Linked DNA regions of Homo sapiens: region 2 is linked to region 1. Evidence: chromatin loops called from intact Hi-C (ENCODE). Cell type or tissue: mammary epithelial cell. All regions are shown on one strand. Each heading gives the region's core, and the rest is flanking DNA. Links, peaks and the distances in the headings are about the cores only.

Region 1 (8,330 bases), core at 31-8,030:
TTATTTGCTCCCATTAATTAAATAACAAAGAACATCAGGAACATAGTAAAATGATAAACATAGACTTTGACTCCAATTTTAAAATCAGAACATCAATATGATTCCTGAGCCTTTACCTTCATTTTAATGAGAATGCAGTCAACAGTAAATTATGACAAGCTATAGTGGTTTTATCTTCAAATATTTACATGGACACCAAAAACACCTTTCAGGACTACTCCTTAAAGACACTCGTCCAAACACATCCATCCATCTGAGGCCAAGACACTTTTCATGGAATGCAATGAAACTATGAAGGTGAATGGAAGAGAGATGCTTCAGTCTCTCAAAGTGCAGTCATGAGTTTATCTCGATACATCATACTTTGCATCCCTCCTAAGTTCTTCTGGTTCTGGTCGTGGACATAATCAAAATGGCTGTCATCTCCACTGGCCGATGCTTTCCAATGCGACCTGTCATCCTGAAAGGATGGCCTGTTTTGTTTGCAGAGCGAATGGTTAGTGGGAGAATGGAAGAAAATGCAGAAATGTAAGTGAAACAACACAAGCACAAAGGAAATGGGGCAGGGGGAACCATGAGCCATGTGAATGGGGATGGCTATGAATGGAAATGAATGGATTTCCTAGTAAGAATTTTAAAAATTCAGATGCAGATCACCTATGAACTTCCAAGCAGAGCAAGGGTCTGTCTATGGTCAAGTCATCATTTCTCAAAGGGTGTCTCATGGGTCAAGTCCGTCTGGAGAAAGCTAAGTGAAGGTGGAAAATGTTCCATTACTACAGGGCTGCTTGGAGGCATGCCAGCATGCACCATGAATGCCTCAGGCAGCATTTGCCAAAAGTGTTGGACTAACAAACTCTGTTTTCATGGGGTATCTTTGTAGAGCTTGAAAATACACAAAATGTTGGGCCCCACCCCATAGATTCTGATCCAGTAGGTCTGGGGTGGGGCTGAGAATTTGCATTAAACAAGCTTCCAGATGACACTAAAGCTGCCAACAGCAGGCCCACCCCAGAGAGGCACTGTTTACGGCTTTCCTCAGAAGGCCTGCTTCTAGGCCATGCCTCAGAAGGAAACTAACATGATAAAACAGGCAATGATAAGCACAAACTTTTGTAAAAACAATGTTAATTAAAATAGCGTTTCTAGAAATCTCTTCTGTTTCTTACGTCTGAAGAATAAAGCACCTTTGAAATACAGTAAGATTTAGAATTATTACTCCACTAACCTAATCTGCTTTAAAAAGTTAAGTGACTACCAAGTGTTTATAAACAATCACGCTTTGGGGTTACAAAATTCCCCAACAAACTTTTTTTTGGCCTTGCTCTAAGTGGGTTTATTTCCAGCATTTTATTCTCCATACTTTCTCAGAGAAAGGCTAGCAACCTCACCTTTATGCAAACTGAACTTGCCAACTATGTTTCTGAAATAGCTTCACACATAAACACCAATTAAGACTGATCTAAAATTCAAATCTTAAAAGGAACATTTGCTTTCACAAAGCTAGCCTTAAAAAAAAAAAAAAAAAAACAAAAAACCTGTCAAGCCTAACTATAAACACAGTCCAGCAGATGCCAGTTGGCTTAGAAAGGATTATGGTAGGTTGGGGCCAAGGTTGGTAAATGGCAGCCCTCGGCCCAATCCCACTGTTTTTCTAAATCAGTTTCATTGAAGCACAGCCATAGCCTCTCATTTATGGATTGTCTAGGGCTGTTTTCAAAGTACAATGGCAGAGTTAAGGAGTTGTGACAGCGACCACAAAGCAGAATATATTGACTGTCTGATCCTTTACAGAAAAAGTTTATTGACCCCTCAGTTTAGGGAAAAAATATCTATTGCCACAAAAAGCAAACTCATTCCCCCAGCCCACCCCCGCAAAAAAAAAAAAAAAAAAAAAAATCCTTAAAAAAAAAAAAACCCCATGACAACAAAATCCCCAAGCTTTCATCACATTTAAAGTAAACAAATTCTCAGGACAGAAAAATGTTACTTAGAAATTTTCAGTAACATCTTGAACACAAAACTAAAAACCAAGAATATATGAGATCAGAATGATTTTAAAAAATCAATTCATTTTTTATTTCACAAAGCATACCTTTGATACATCCACACACATCACTGGCTACCTTTGCTTTGAAAATTTATTCATCTCGGCCATGACAATGCATCCCTTAAGGGTTATTTCTGATGCAGACTTTCTACTCCTAACTAAGCAGAATCTGAACTTTTCTAGAGAAAGGAAAGCTTTCGAAGGTGCAGCTCTGGAAGCACCAGCACTTACCTGACATTTGGAGAGTGAGGATGCCACCGGGGCTGGCTGGGATGGATATTAGGATGATATTGAGGCTAGAAATAAAACACCAAACTTGATTATTTGATGACCTTTTAATTTCAATGGTCCTCATTCGCTTTGTCTGTTCCTGGCATCCACCCGAGGGGCTGGGGGACTAAGAATGGAAAGGCTATAGACCCTGGCTAGGGGGTGGATGTTTCCCAGGACGATCACGTTTCCCCCTCTGACAAAGGCTGGGGGCTGGCACCCAGTGCCGGTTCTTGCCCTCTCCAGAGGCGGCTCCCTGTGAAGGGGCTGGGAAGCTGCCCTTAGAAGGTGACAACACCGGCCTTGAAGGGGGTCGTCCGGAGTACCAGAGACAAGCTGTATTCATCTTCCCAAGGGAAGAGGCGGAAGGTGTCAGAGAGATGGGGAGAGTGGGAGGCAACTTCTCTCTTCAGAAACAATTTTTGTCATTGCTGAAAATGACAATGACCATGTGGAACAGTTACATCTGCACACAGACAAGGACTGGACAGGGATGCTAAGTGAAGCAGCAGGGCCGTGGGTGAAGGTTTTTTCTTTCTCTCTGGTTTATGCAATAAAAATAATCTTCTAAAATGCAATCCAAAACAAAATACCAAAACAAACAAAACCATCCAGAGCGCTTATCATCCTGATAAAACAGGAGGGAGGGAGAGAGTTTGAGAAGAAGGGATGAGGGGAGGGAGGGAAGGAAGGCAGGTAGGGAAAGAGAGAAGAAAGAAAAAGAAGGGAAGGGAAGGAAGAAAGAGAAAGAAGAGAAGGAAGGAGGTTGAAGGTTGTCTTTTTTTTTTTTTTTTTTTTTTTTTTTTTTTTACAGAGTCTCACTCTGTCACCCAGGCTGGAGTGCAATGGCAGTATCTTGGCAACCTCTACCTCCTGGGTTCAAGCGATTCTCCTGCCTCAGTCTCCTGGGTAGCTGGGATTACAGGCACGTGCCACCACACCCCGCTAATTTTGAAGGAAGTTGTCCATTTTAAGAAGAGAACACAGACCCTGTACTCACAAACGGACTGAGGTGCAGCCCTAGCCGGCTAGGTAGCAGCCTGCCTTTCCACTTCTGGCCTGCAGAGGGCAGTGGTCCTAGACATCAGCAGAAGTCAGGGGCTTCTCAAGGCTCAATCTCCTAAGGGGCAAATTAGGCCCTCCTGACATTTAAGTCACTACAGTCTTGCCACTGTTACTCTTTTAATTATTTCTTCCCCTCCTTCTCAGGATACTTTGCTTAGTAAGCAGTGGCCTGCTCTCTGGCACAGAGAATCTCAGCAGTTCTGTTCGTTCCATTTTCATGGACCTGAGATGCCCTCCCTGCCTGTTCTGTATTCAAGCAGCCTTTCCTTTCTCCTTCAAAGACGCCTGTCAGCAAGCAGACTCTGCAGCCCCCGGAAGGACATGCTGCAGGAAAAGGAATCTGGAGAAAATACCTCAGTAGCAGGATCTGGGAGCTGACCAGGGCTTTAGCATCTCCCTGCTGCAATCTCTGCATATTTCTCCTTTAGGGGCTACAGAAACCCACAGAGTTTAGATGATTTGCCCAGAGTCTAACTGTTCCAGGTGTTTTGATCACATAGACAGGCCCAGAATGAGGTTCCATTCATTGGCTGTTCAACAATAGAGAAAGGCTGACCTAGAACTGGACCCTCTATGTTTTCCTCTGGCTTTAAACACAACCAAATCAGATTCATCAGAGAGAGAGGTGGGAACCTTAGCCACAGACCTGGAAAAAGATTTTGGAAACTTCCTTGGTCTCCTCTGGCAATTTATTCACATTCTCAACTGTCAAGGAGTATTTTAGTGTTAACCCAGCTGGTTCTCAACTGGTACACTCATATCCCTTGGAGGACAATGGGAAATGACTGTGTGCATGTTTGCTTGTCATAGTAAGAGAGAAAAGGGAAGCTAATCATCCTGCAATTCCAGGGACAGTCCCAAACAATGAAGAACTCTCCCTCCCCAAATGCCAACAGCGTCCTCATTGAGAACACAGAGATCCATCCTTTGCAGCTGGCTGACCTTGCAGTGCTTGAAATAAGATAAATGCTGCAACACCATCCTCTCAAATACCCTTCACGGTATTCACATGCCAATCAGGCCACTTCTCAGGACGTTCTCTTCCCGGTCAATTTATTCCCAACCCTTGATAGAACACAAGACCTCTAAGATTGGCAAGGTCCAAAGGACCCGTGGTTGCCAATGATGTTGCGATAACAATGCCTAGATGAGTTTCAGTAGATCTGATTTCAACAATCGCCTCATGTTCACTCTAAGCAGAAAACGCACAGTGAGAACACACTACAGGCTATGCGGAGAGGGCACAGGCAGTGCTCAGCTGCTTTGCTTTTCTAAAATTTTTCTCTCCTTCAAGCACTGATCACCTATCAATTACCTGTCTCTACAACTTTTCAGTTACTCACACCTGAAAACCCCTTAACAAAAAACAATCAGTGAATAACAAGATTCAAGAACCCTGGCCGGGCACGGTGGCTCACACCTGTAAACCCAGCACTTTGGGAGGCTGAGGCGAGCAGATCACTTGAGGTCAGGAGTTTGAGACCAGCGTGGCCAACATGGTGAAACTTTGTCTCTATTAAAAATGTAAAAATTAGCCGGGCGTGGTGGCATACACCTATAACCCCAGATACTTGGGAGGCTGAGGCAAGAGAATCACTTGAACCCAGGATTATTTAAAAATAGAGATGGGGTCTCACTATGTTGCCCAGACCGGTCTTGAATTCTTGGGCTCAAGTGATCCTCTTGCCTTGGCTTCCCAACGTGCTGGGATTACACGCATGAGCCACTGTGGCCAACTCTGAGTTGGTCTTTGAGAGATACTTTAATATACTGATAGGAAGCAAAGGAATTCCAGGCAGACAAACACGGGCAAAGAATGGTGGGAAGAAATTATGGGGCAACAATTATGCAATTCCCTGTGAGTTGAACATATGGAGCGTGATGGGAGTGGTGAGAAATAAATAGAGAAGTTGGAACCAGGTGGTACAAGGCTGTGAATGGCCAGAGAGAGAGCCACCCACAGTGGCTTAGGAAGAATGTGCTTGATCCAGGCTGAGCTGTAAACCACACCTTCCATGTTACCAGGCATGGGTGAGCTGGCAGGCGGCACAGGCCCTGGTTGGCCGTCCTGAGAAACAGCAAGACGCCAGCCATAGAAACGTACCTGTGCTCCTTCCTGCAGGCAATGGGCCTAGCACATCACCTAGCACAGTGCTTTACAAAGCAGGTTCTAGAAACCATGTATCTATTCGTGTTAATGAGTTCACCACTACCAAAAAATGGTAGGGGTTGAGGCTAGCGTTTTTTTAAAAAAGATATGAAGGGGCTGAGGCTAGTGTTTGTCTTTTTAAATAGATGAGTTCCCACTGTGTCGTCTGGGCTGAAGTGCAGTGGTATTCATGATAATAGCTCACTGCAGCCTTGAATTCCTGGGCTCAAGTGATCCTCTCGCCTTAGCTCCCCCAAATAGCTGGCACTACAGATGTACACCACCGTGCCAGCTCAAGACTAGTTTTTTTTTTTTTTTTTTTAATCAGGGGCGTGAGAGGGGAGCAATTCGCAAATAATTTGGGGAAACAATACATTTAAAAAAATAAAACATGTCTTTCTTGCAGGATTTCTCAGTACTTTTATACCTCAGTGGACACTGTAAAATCCAAGAAGGGGAATGAAAGATGTGACATTTCCCAAACATTTGACCAAAACATCCTTTCCTGGAAGCCCATCTCAAGGGACTCATGTTCCCTAGGCCTAAAACACACTTTGACCAAAAGCTGCCTCACTTGAATGCCACTAAGGGGCTGTGTGTGGCCACCCAGAAACTTAAACATATGTCCCTGATGCTTGCCAGTTGACAAGGTTAAGAAAAACAGGCAGTTCAGATGGCCAAGAAGTGGCAGGGGTCAGAAGGAAAGGGCTCTTCTCTTACCATTTTCTCAAAAAAACAAATATTGTTATTATTTTCTCAAAATCTGATTACAAATATGATGACTGCTCATTATGGAAAATTTAGAAACTTTACAAAAACCTTTTTTTAAATTTTATTTTTAAAATTTTCCTTCTTTAAAGAAAACCTTTAAAAGCAGTATCTTACCTGGTAATTATGGACTTCTGGATTTGTTTTAGAGCTAAACAAACAAACAAACAAAAAACAGAAAAAAAAAGAAAAATAGGTTGTAGAGTGGCATTATTAATGATTTATTTAACAATCATGAACTATTCCTATGTGCTACATACTCTAATAGGAACTTCCACATAATGACTTTTTTTTGGTTATTGGCTGTTTAAAATGAACATATAACAAGGAAAACCCCAGACAGCAACTTTCACTTGTCCTTTTAGAGCTCACAAACAGAAACAGTAGGAAATATTCCAGAATGCAGTCTCAATGTCATATTTTGGTGACAAAAATGAGGTCCTGTTTCAGTTGGGCAAACCAAGTAATTTTACTCCCATTTCAGGCCTGCCCTGGCATTGCTGGGAGACCTCACAGCACCGGCACCAGAAGCTCCAGTGATGCGCAGAGCCTCTTCCCACGGCAGGGGGAGGCACCGATCCCTCCTGAGCATCTCCCACTGGGTACTGTGGTGGGAGCCACATGTGGGTCCCCTTGCTATTAAAACCACTGTCAATAATCTGGCCACCACTTTGGAATGTTCTCTCCAGACAAGACTCTGTACTGGGAACTTCACATCTGTTATTATTTAATCCACACGACAAGGCTATGAGGTCAACAAATGTGACCACCTCGTTTTACAGATAAAGGAACAGTTGCCTAACAGAGAGTTGGGAAACCTGCTCAGGGTCGCCTGGCTGGTCAGTGGGAGCCAGGGCTAGAATCAACATCTGCAGAATCCTAAAGCCTGTCTTCTTTCTGCTAAACCAACTTGGCTCTTAGAGGGACTGAGAAAAGGCTCAGGGCTCCTCATCATGATCCTATTTCGATGGAATCTTTTTGTTTGTTTTAAGAGATGAGATCTCACATGTTGCCCGGGCTGGTCCTGAACTCCTGGGCTCAAGCAATCCTCCAGCCTCAACCTCCCAAAGTGTTGGGATTATAGGCATGAGCCACTGTGCTTGGCTGATGAGATCTTAAATGCTAAATATATATATATAGGCCGGGCGTGGTAGCTCACACCTGTAATCCCAGCACTTTGGGAGGCTGAGGAGGGTTGATCACGAGGTCAGGAGATCGAGACCATCCTGGCTAATACGGTGGAACCTCGTCTCTACTAAAAATACAAAAAATTAGCCGGGCGTGGTGGCGGGCACCTGTAGTCCCAGCTACTCGGGAGGCTGAGGCAGGAGAACGGCGTGAACCCGGGAGGCAGAGCTGGCAGTGAGCCGAGACTGCGCCACTGCACTCTAGCCTGGGCGACAGAGCGAGACTCCATCTCAAAAAAAAAAAAAAATATATATATATATATATGTATATATATGGACAGAGCAGGCAATCATTATTGCCAGGAGGTGTGCTTGAAATCAAGTGTTATTGCTGGCTTCTCCAACACTGAGAGGCAAACAGATCATTGTTATAAGTCTTGCTTGGGGTCTAAATGGCTCTGTGTTCTGGTTTTCAGGGAGGACCAGTACACAGAGCTAGGCTCTGAACCAGATCACCTCTGGCTGGACTTCATCAGGTAAGTTAAGCGTTCCGCAAGGTGCTATTTTTCTAGTAGTACCTCTGGAGCCCAGAGCACAATTTCATCCACGGCTCCCACAGCAATCCTACTCACCCTGGGATCCCACAGGCTGTGAAGAGCAATTGAACAGCTGCGAACAGCAGTTATTAGCTCATTTGTTCCTAAAGGGTATATTTATCAGGGCTTTTTTTTTTGGGCAGAATTTTTTTTTTTTTTTTAGTTTGTTTTGGTTCCCAATATATAATCTCCACTAGATGCTGGGAGGAAAATGTAATTTTATTAGGGAGAAACAAGCAAAACAATCACTACCTTAGAGAGCAAAGTAAAGAAATTGGGGCTGTAACTTACAAGCCCCAGAGAAT
Region 2 (8,330 bases), core at 193-8,192, 100 kb after region 1:
TGAACCCGGGAGGCAGAGGTTGCAGTGAGCCGATATGGCGCCACTGCACTCTAGCCTGGATGACAGAGTGAGACTCCATCTCAAAAAATAAATAAATAAAAATAATAATAAATAAATAAATGGATATTTTCAAAGTAAAAAGTAGATACACAGCAGCAAATTTGAGATACTTAGCACAGTGAACCAGTTCTGCTAGGTTTTTGTTTGTTTTGTTTTGAGATGGAGTCTCACTCCGTTGCCTGGGCTGGAGTGTGGTGGCGCGATCTTGGCTCACTGCAACCTCCGCCTTCTGGGTTCAAGCGATTCTCTTGCCTCAGCCTCCCGAGTAGCTGGAATTACAGGCATGTGCCACCACGCCCAGCTAATTTTGTATTTTTAGTAGAGATGGGGTTTCACTATGTTGGTCAGGCTTTTTTTGAACTCCTGATCTCAAGTGATCCACCTGCCTCTGCCTCCCGAAGTGCTTGGATTATAGGTATGAGCCACTGCACCCAGCTGCTACTTTCAACTTATCAGAGAAGTCTGGCTTCTCCTAACTGTTGGGTTCTTGATCCCCTGATCAGTCCCACCCCAACAACCCCTTCCTTGGTCCCTGAAGAAGCATGGCTAGTTTTCCAGGCGCAGTTCCTGGTTCAGGACAATGCACTTCTGCAGACAGCTCTCAGAGCCCCCAAAGCAGCTGCTGAGCCTCCCTGCTTCCCACACCCAGAAATCTCTTTCCGTGGGTCTTGCCAGAAGGCCTGGGGTTCCTGAAGCCCCGCCTACCTTAAGGCTGCCTCACTGGAGAGGTACTTCACAAGGGGCCGAGGCCTTCCTGATTGGCATAAGAGCCATTTTTAAATTTTTTGGCCACGGTTAACTAAATGTTCCTGACTTAGCTGTCAAACTTGAATCAGCCTCTTCGCGGGAAGGCCTGAGGGCATGTTAGCCAGCCCCAGTGTTAACACAGCATGAAGCTGTACCCTAGAAAAAAAGGAGGAAGGTGATGGCCCTACCTAGAGAAGAATTCTCTTTTACAACTGCAGTTTTAAAGACAGAATTGGCAAGCCAGAAAGAAAGGAGAATAATTCTTACTGAGCACCTTCTCTGCATACTCTGCATTCATACATATTTTTTTAATTCTCATAACAACCTAAATGCTTGTATTATTTTCCCCAGGCCTGCCTGTAACATCTGTGGGGCCAGGATGAGGTCCACATACCATATGCCTCAATTTTTCAAAGTTAAAAATTACGCTAATAAGCTATTAACTAAAAGATGCGCTAACCTCCTAACTTGACACATGTCTTCTTAATGACCTGGAAGGCCAAGTTCACATTTAGAATTCTTAAGCTCATCAGTGTTCTGTGCTGAACTGTAGCCAGGCAGGGAGAGCTGCCCCCTTCTCTTCTCAACCCTGACTCTGTCTTGAACCACCACGAGGACACACCTGTGTGGAAGTAGGATGCTCCAGCTCTGTCCACCTCCATTCTGATCACCCCCTTCCCATCAGCTGCCTTTGACTTCCTTTGGGGCCTAGGAAGGGCCATGTAGTCCAACCTCAAGGGGAAAGATCTGGGGAGTAACCTTCAGAGAACCCAGAAGTGGGCTCAGCCTCATTTGGACAGGGAATTTCAGGGTCCTGGCTCTTGTAATGTGGTCTAGAAATGGGAGCGATTGGGCCAGGTGCAGTGGCTCACGCCTATAATCCTAGCACTTTGGGAGGCCAAGGTGGGTGGATCACCTGAGGTCAGGAATTCAAGACCAGCCTGGCCAACATGGTGAAACCCCATCTCTACTAAAAATACAAAAAATTAGCCAAGTGTGGTGGCGGGCACCTGTAATCCCAGCTACTCAGGAGGCTGAGGCAGAAGAATCGCTTGAACCCGGGAGGCGGAGGTTGCAGTGAGCCAAGATAGCACTACTGCACTCCAGCTTGGGCAACAAGAGCAAAACTCCATCTTGAAAAGAAAAGAAGAAAGGGAAGCAATTGTTCTAAGAGGCAGGTCCCTTTGGCCCCATGAAACCCCTGCCCAGCAGGGTGAGTATAGGCAAAAGAACACTGGAATAGGGCCTTATAGTTGATGGGTTGATGAGGGTTGATGACAGCAGGGGCCCCTGTTGCCTTAGCTTAAAGGTTTTACTGACTTCATTTCCTGCGCAAATGAGCTAATCAAACAGCGTTGCCGGGAGAGGCCAATCCTTGGGACAATGAACCCAGGGAGAAGAGGCAAAGTCCTTAATCCAAGGAGAACAGCTGGTGGCATGTTAATCCATGGGTGATGCAGGGTTGACACACCAGTACTGCACATTCTCAGGTCACTTGCTGAGTTCATGGATGTGAAACGGAATGCTCAGATGCCAAACATCTCATGACCATCACATAGCCAGTCAGCGACAGAGCTAGGCTGTGAACTCGTATCTGTCTCATTCCAAGATCCCTGCTCTTTCTATATTCCGTATTACTCCATGAAAAACCATAGAGGAGGGTGGCTGAGGTTGAAAAGAAAAGAGGATGCAGAAATTAGAGGGCTGAGTCTTCAGGATTTGATGAATCTTAGCTTTCCTGACTACAACACAAACCAAAGTCCAGTCCAAGGGGCTCCTGAATATCAGTTGGACACCCAGATAAGCTCCTGACTGATTGCCACCCTCTAGCCCCCGTAGGCCATACTCCTGCACTTAAAATGCAAGATTCTTGTCTGTAATCCCAGCACTTTGGGAGGCTGACATGGGAGGATAGCTTGAGCCTAAGAGTTTGAGAACCAGCCTAGGCAACATAGTGAGAGGCTGTCTCTTAAAAAAAAAAGAAAAAAAAAAACTTCCACGATTCTCCCCTCAAGTCTCACTCTGTTTCCCAGGTTGGAGTGCAGTGGCCTGGTCTCGGCTCACTGCAGCCTCTGCCTCCCAGGTTCAAGGGGTTCTTGTGCCCCAGCCTCCCAAGTACCTGGGATTACAGGTGCCCACCACTACGCCCGGCTAATTTTTGTAAATTTTTAGTAGAGATGGGGTTTTGCCATGTTGGCCAGGCTGGCCTCGAACTCCTGACCTCAAGTAATCAGCCTGCCTTGGCCTCCTAAAGTGCTGAGATTACAGGTGTGAGCCACGCGCCCAGCCCCTTAGATGCATATCTCATTGTCCCAAACTTCTCCACCTGCTAACTTTAAGATTTCGCTTTGATGAACTCTGACTTTTCCTCTCATTCCGCCGAGCCATTCTGCCTGCTCAGTGAAAAAAGGTGGCCTTGGGTTTGCCAACCAATGACACTTTCCTCAGGCAAGGGTAACTCACAGAGTACAAGTGACACAAGATTTTTTTCTTCTTAAATTTAACTACTAAAATTATAACTTATTTATAGATCTCTAATTGGCTTTGTAAATGAAGGCCAGAATGCATCATAAAGCAAGATTCAAAGAAAGAGAACACCTAAGTACAGATTGGAAATATGGCCATTAAATTTATATGCCTATCGAGGCTGGATGCGGTGGCTCATGCCTGTAATCCCAACACTTTGGGAGGCTGAGGTGGGTGGATCACTTGAGGTCAGGAGTTTGAGACCCACCCGGCCAACATGGCAAAAACCCATCTTTATTAAAAATACAAAAATTAGCTGGGTGTGGTGGTGCATGCCTGTGGTCCCAGCTACTCGGCAGGCCAAGGCACAAGAATCACTTGAACCCGGGAGGCATAGGCTGCAGTGAGCCAAGATTGTGCCACTGCACTCCAGCCTGGGCGACAGAGCAAGAATCTGTCTCAAAAAATAAAATAAAAATGAAAATAAATAAATAAATAAAATGTATATACCTATTGAGGTATTAAAAGTCTTGGCCTTCTTTCATTATCCTTTTAAGACCAGTGGTTCTCAATCTGGACTCACGTTGAAATCACCTGGAGAGTTTTAAGGGACACTAAAGTCTGGGTCCCAACCCCAGAGATTTTGTTGTGATTGCTCTGGGTGTGAGGACTTTAAAAAATTCCCCAAGTAATTTTTTTTTGCACAACTAAGATTGTGCATGGGTTTGAAGGGCAAGTCTTGCAGGTCTCACAGTAACTATCTGAGTTGCTTTTAGTATTTGAAAGTATGGACCTTGAGCCTGCCGAGACCCAGTATTTCCAAAGCTTCCCAACTTTGTTAACTGTGAAACGTCATTGACTTCCAGGGTCATAGGCATACTCTCCATACGGTCTAAGTTCTTCCTGCAATTATGGCTTTAAGGAAAGAGGGTCTTAATTTGTCTCCTGCATAAATGAGCAAGTCAAGTGTGGTGGGCCAGGAGGGGCCAATGCCTGGGAAGATAGATCCAGGGGGAAGAGGCAGAATGCTTATCCCAAGGGGAACAGCTTGTGCCATCTTCATCCTTGAGGGTTCTTGGGTCACTTGCTGAGGGGTTTTTCCCTCTCTTTTCAGCTGCATTTATCCAGCTACTATGGGCTGCTCGGGCTCTGGCAGGATCTCCCTGTGTCAGAGTCTTCTACAGTAAGAACCCTCTCAAAAGGTGTGGAAGGGGAAACAGAAGAGGAGCTAAAGGCTCAGGAGCTCAGGTCCCTGCCCCCACCTCGTCCTCCTCAGCACAGCCCCGATCACGTGGGTTGCCACCCACTCATTTGTTGGTGACTCTGAACCTTGGTTAGGGACAATTACCCACCACAGTCTCTCAAGCAGCTGCTTAGAACTTGCCCAGCGAGTTCTGCAGCAAGGTCTGGCCTGCTGAACTCACCCCAGGACTGTGGCTCCCTGAGGCTGGAGCGGAGCCTTTTTTCAGAAGCCTCTCAGATCGACTTTCTTTATAAGCTGAATGTGGCCTTTGCGGTCACCCTCTTGGTCATCCACAGATCTAAAGATTCCTGACCACACTTGTTGTCAGCCGAAATAACAAACCAAGCTCTCTCCCGACCCACGATGGAACCAGGCCTGGGAAGAGAATGCCCACATTGTTTTATTGTGAGATCAGGCATAGCTTTCCCAGTGGTAAAGGGAAACCCTCAAATGCCTTTAATACTTCTGCCAGTCCTGGCAGGTTATTTTCATTCTTCACCAGGGCACAGAAAACGATTGTTTCAGGGAACTCTCAAGCTCCCTCTAGTGTTTTCAATATATTGGGCATTACCTGAGCATCAACATTTTGAGGGACCTAAGGAAATAATCAGATGTTTGGACTAAGACTTATGAATGGAGATCATCATACCAGTGATATTTATTTATTTATTTATTTATTGAGACGGAGTCTCGCTCTGTCACCCAGGCTGGAGTGCAGTGGCATGGTCTCGGCTCACTGCAACCTCCGCCTCCTGGGTTCAAGCGATTCTCCTGTCTCAGCCTCCTGAGCAGCTAGGATTACAGGCGCGCACCACCACGCCCTGCTAATTTTTGTATTTTTAGCAGAGACGGGGTTTCACCATGTTGGTCAGGCTGGTCTTGAACTCCTGACCTCGTGATCTGCCCACCTCAGCCCCCCAAAGTGCTGGGATTACAGGCGTGAGCCACCGCGCCTGGCCCAGTGATATTTATTATGATAGTAAAAAATATAAGTAACCCAAATAGGGAAGTGGAAAAATAATCATGATACAGTATGGCATACCACTTTGAAACACTGATGTTTATGAAGACTTTTTAATGACATGGGAAAATGTTCATGACGTTATCGTGTTAATGAAATTGTACGTACATTGAGATATACACAATGTAAAGAAGTATGTAATATGTGCACAGAAAAATGTTGGAAAGAAATGTCCCCAACTGTCAGCTATTTCTAGGGGTGGGATTATAGGTCATTTAAATTTTCTTCTTGAGTCTATATCTGAAAGTCCCACACTGAGTTTGTAGAAAAATATAATTAGGATACAGGAATTTACAATCTGGAAAAAGTTATTCTATCAGTCGGGGCCTCAATAGGAAACAGGTGGTACACTAACATCAAAACGGTTTGAGGATGGTTCGTTGATAAGGGGATTAATTTCAAAAGTGTGGGAGTGTGGGGAAATCACAAGGGATGCTGCAGGGTCTTTCGTATAGAGCTACAGAGCTGTTACCATTGCTAGGAGAAAGAGAAGAGGCAAGGAAGGAGTTCACAGAACCTAGAAGGAGAAAGAGACACACAGCTGGCCACAGTAAGAGGAGCAATGACTTTCGGTTGGGGGAAGACCCAACCAAAGGTGACCTCATAGTGTCTGTCACTTGCCTCCCTCCTCTGATCTCCTGGGGATCCCTGCTAGACAGAATCAGCTGAAGCCAGCAGGCAGGAAGATCATGATGCAATCCATACAGACCCATATCATGAGGCTCAGAGCAGAGTACAAAAGGGTAGAGAGTGATTTAGGGCTAGGAGGTGTTCATATGAAAGATATCAAGCAGAGATATTTTTGATGTTGTTTTGTCTTTAGAAACAGGGTCTCGCTATGTTGCCCAGGCTGGACTTGAATTCCTGGGCTCAAGTGATCCTCCTGCCCCAGCCTCCCAAATAGCTGGGATTATAGGTGTATGCCACTATGCTCAACCCAACAGAGTTTTAAAAAGAATTTGTAAAAGCTTGAAGAATTTATTAAGTGAAAGTCAGAATGGACTTTAGGGTAGTTTTCTAGACCAACCATGGCTTTCATTTTGCAACATACCTTGATCAAGTCCTGGGAAGATGACCACTGGACTTTCGCAGGGGCAACCTTAGACATGGGCAGCCCTTTGCTCCTGAAAAATACCAACTCTCTTTGAACCGAAATGATTATTAGAGAGCTGTATGTGAAGAAGCAGAATGATGTAATGGGAAAAGTGCAGAGATAGAACACCTGGATCAAATCCATGCCACTTGGGCAATTTATTTGTCTTGGTCTCTTTTCTCACGTGTGAAATAGGTGTAATGAAATTTATGACAGATTTGTTGTGAGGATCAAGAGAGATTATATATGTGAAGGAACTCGATATAATATCCCACACATGGGAAGCACTCAGTGGATGTTGAATGTGAACCTGAAATCTGTCTCTTGGAAACTTCTTACTACTGGTCCCATAGTGACCCAGAGCACATCCTCTGTCTTCCTCACGCTGGTCCTTCAAATGTTTGAAGATAACAGGAATGTCCTCCTGAGTATCCTCTCCTTCAAGCTAAGTGTTTCTAGTTCCTTTGATCATTTTGGTTTTTTAAACACTGATCCTGTTCCAGGCCGTACAAGGTCGTTCATGCCTGAAATCCCAGCACTTTGGGAGGCTAAGGCGGGAGGGTTGCTTGAGCCCAGGAATTGGAGACCAGCCTGGGCAACACGGTGAGACCCTGTCTGTACAATTTTTTTTTTAATTAGCTGGGAATGTTGGCATGCACCTGTGGTCCCAGCTACTTAGGAGGCTGAGGAAGGAGGATTGCTTGAGCCCAGTAGGTCGAGGCTGCTGAGAGCTGTGTTGGTGCTACTGCACTCCAGCCTGGGTGACGGAACGAGACCCTGTCTCAAAAACAAAACAAAACAAAACAAAACAGGGAGAGGACTTGTTTTTAGATGACCCATGATCCCAGCCAGATGGATTTCTATAGAAGAGGCATCTGACCAAAGCTGTGCAATTAAATGTCTGCCTGGGGAGTTCTGAAACTGGAAGGAAGCAAATCAAACCCTCTTTCCTGGTAGGAGCTGAGCAAGGTGTGGATGAGAGGAGCAGAGAAATGGGTGAAGAGGGACTGCTGCAGCATTCAGGCATCTGGTGGCAGTTGCTCCAAAAGCTCAGGATAGCATGGCCTTTCCAGTGGATTGTCATTCAGTCCTTCTTGGATTCTGCGAACCAATAAAGTCCCATTGTCTAAACCAGTTCCTGGGTTTCTGAGACTTTCAAATAAAAGAATTGCATTGGCCACAGCATTGGCCAGATTTAAAAGCCTAGAGCATGGGCTCTGGAGTCCAAGACACCTGAGTTTGAATCTTATAGCAACCATTTCCTAGTTGTGTAATCTTTAGCAAGTTTCACAACTACTCTGAATCCATTTTCTTTTTTTTTTTTTTTCCTAATTAGAAAAAAATTTTTTATAGAGATGGGGTCTTTCTATGTTGCCCAGGCTGGTCTCAAACTCCTGGCCTCAAGCGATCCTCCTGCCTCCACCTGCCAAAGCTCTGGGATTACAGGTGTCGGCCACCATGCCCCACCTGAACCCATTTCCTTTACCTGCCAAGTGGGAACAGAATTACATACTTTACCACTTTATTAAAAGGAGCAAGAAAGGATAATATATATATAGTTCTGTACCTGGCATGCAGTAGACTCCTCTCACTGATGATAGCAAAGTAATTTATCTGTATTATTCCTGAGTTTTCAGTCAATTCAGACATTCACATAAGCTCTCACAAAATGTTTCCCCACCCTGAACTCGCATTGACTT

Evidence for each region. A loop is a pair of places that touch in the nucleus more often than their neighbours do. Peaks named below come from ENCODE experiments on the same cell type or tissue, not always from the same donor. Only the 100,000 strongest peaks of a DNase experiment are listed, where the experiment ranks them.
Region 2: it touches region 1 in a loop (7-fold over the local background); 2 of 110 quality-filtered maps call a loop at or near these places.

Annotation. Positions count from the first base shown.
Region 1 is chr9:109,241,337-109,249,666 of GRCh38, forward strand. It overlaps EPB41L4B (erythrocyte membrane protein band 4.1 like 4B), which reads right to left. Exons shown (of 26, transcript NM_019114.5): 14 at 6,420-6,453; 15 at 2,282-2,346. Among named protein-coding and RNA genes, the nearest start is that of EPB41L4B, 76 kb to the right of the region's middle. In mammary epithelial cell, for the core only: a CTCF peak has its summit at 3,382 (motif pointing right); no DNase peak of the experiment used is centred there.
Region 2 is chr9:109,340,929-109,349,258 of GRCh38, forward strand. No RefSeq gene overlaps it. Among named protein-coding and RNA genes, the nearest start is that of EPB41L4B, 24 kb to the left of the region's middle. In mammary epithelial cell, for the core only: a CTCF peak has its summit at 5,066 (motif pointing left); a DNase peak (open chromatin) is centred at 4,883; H3K27ac peaks cover 727 bases; H3K27me3 peaks cover 374 bases.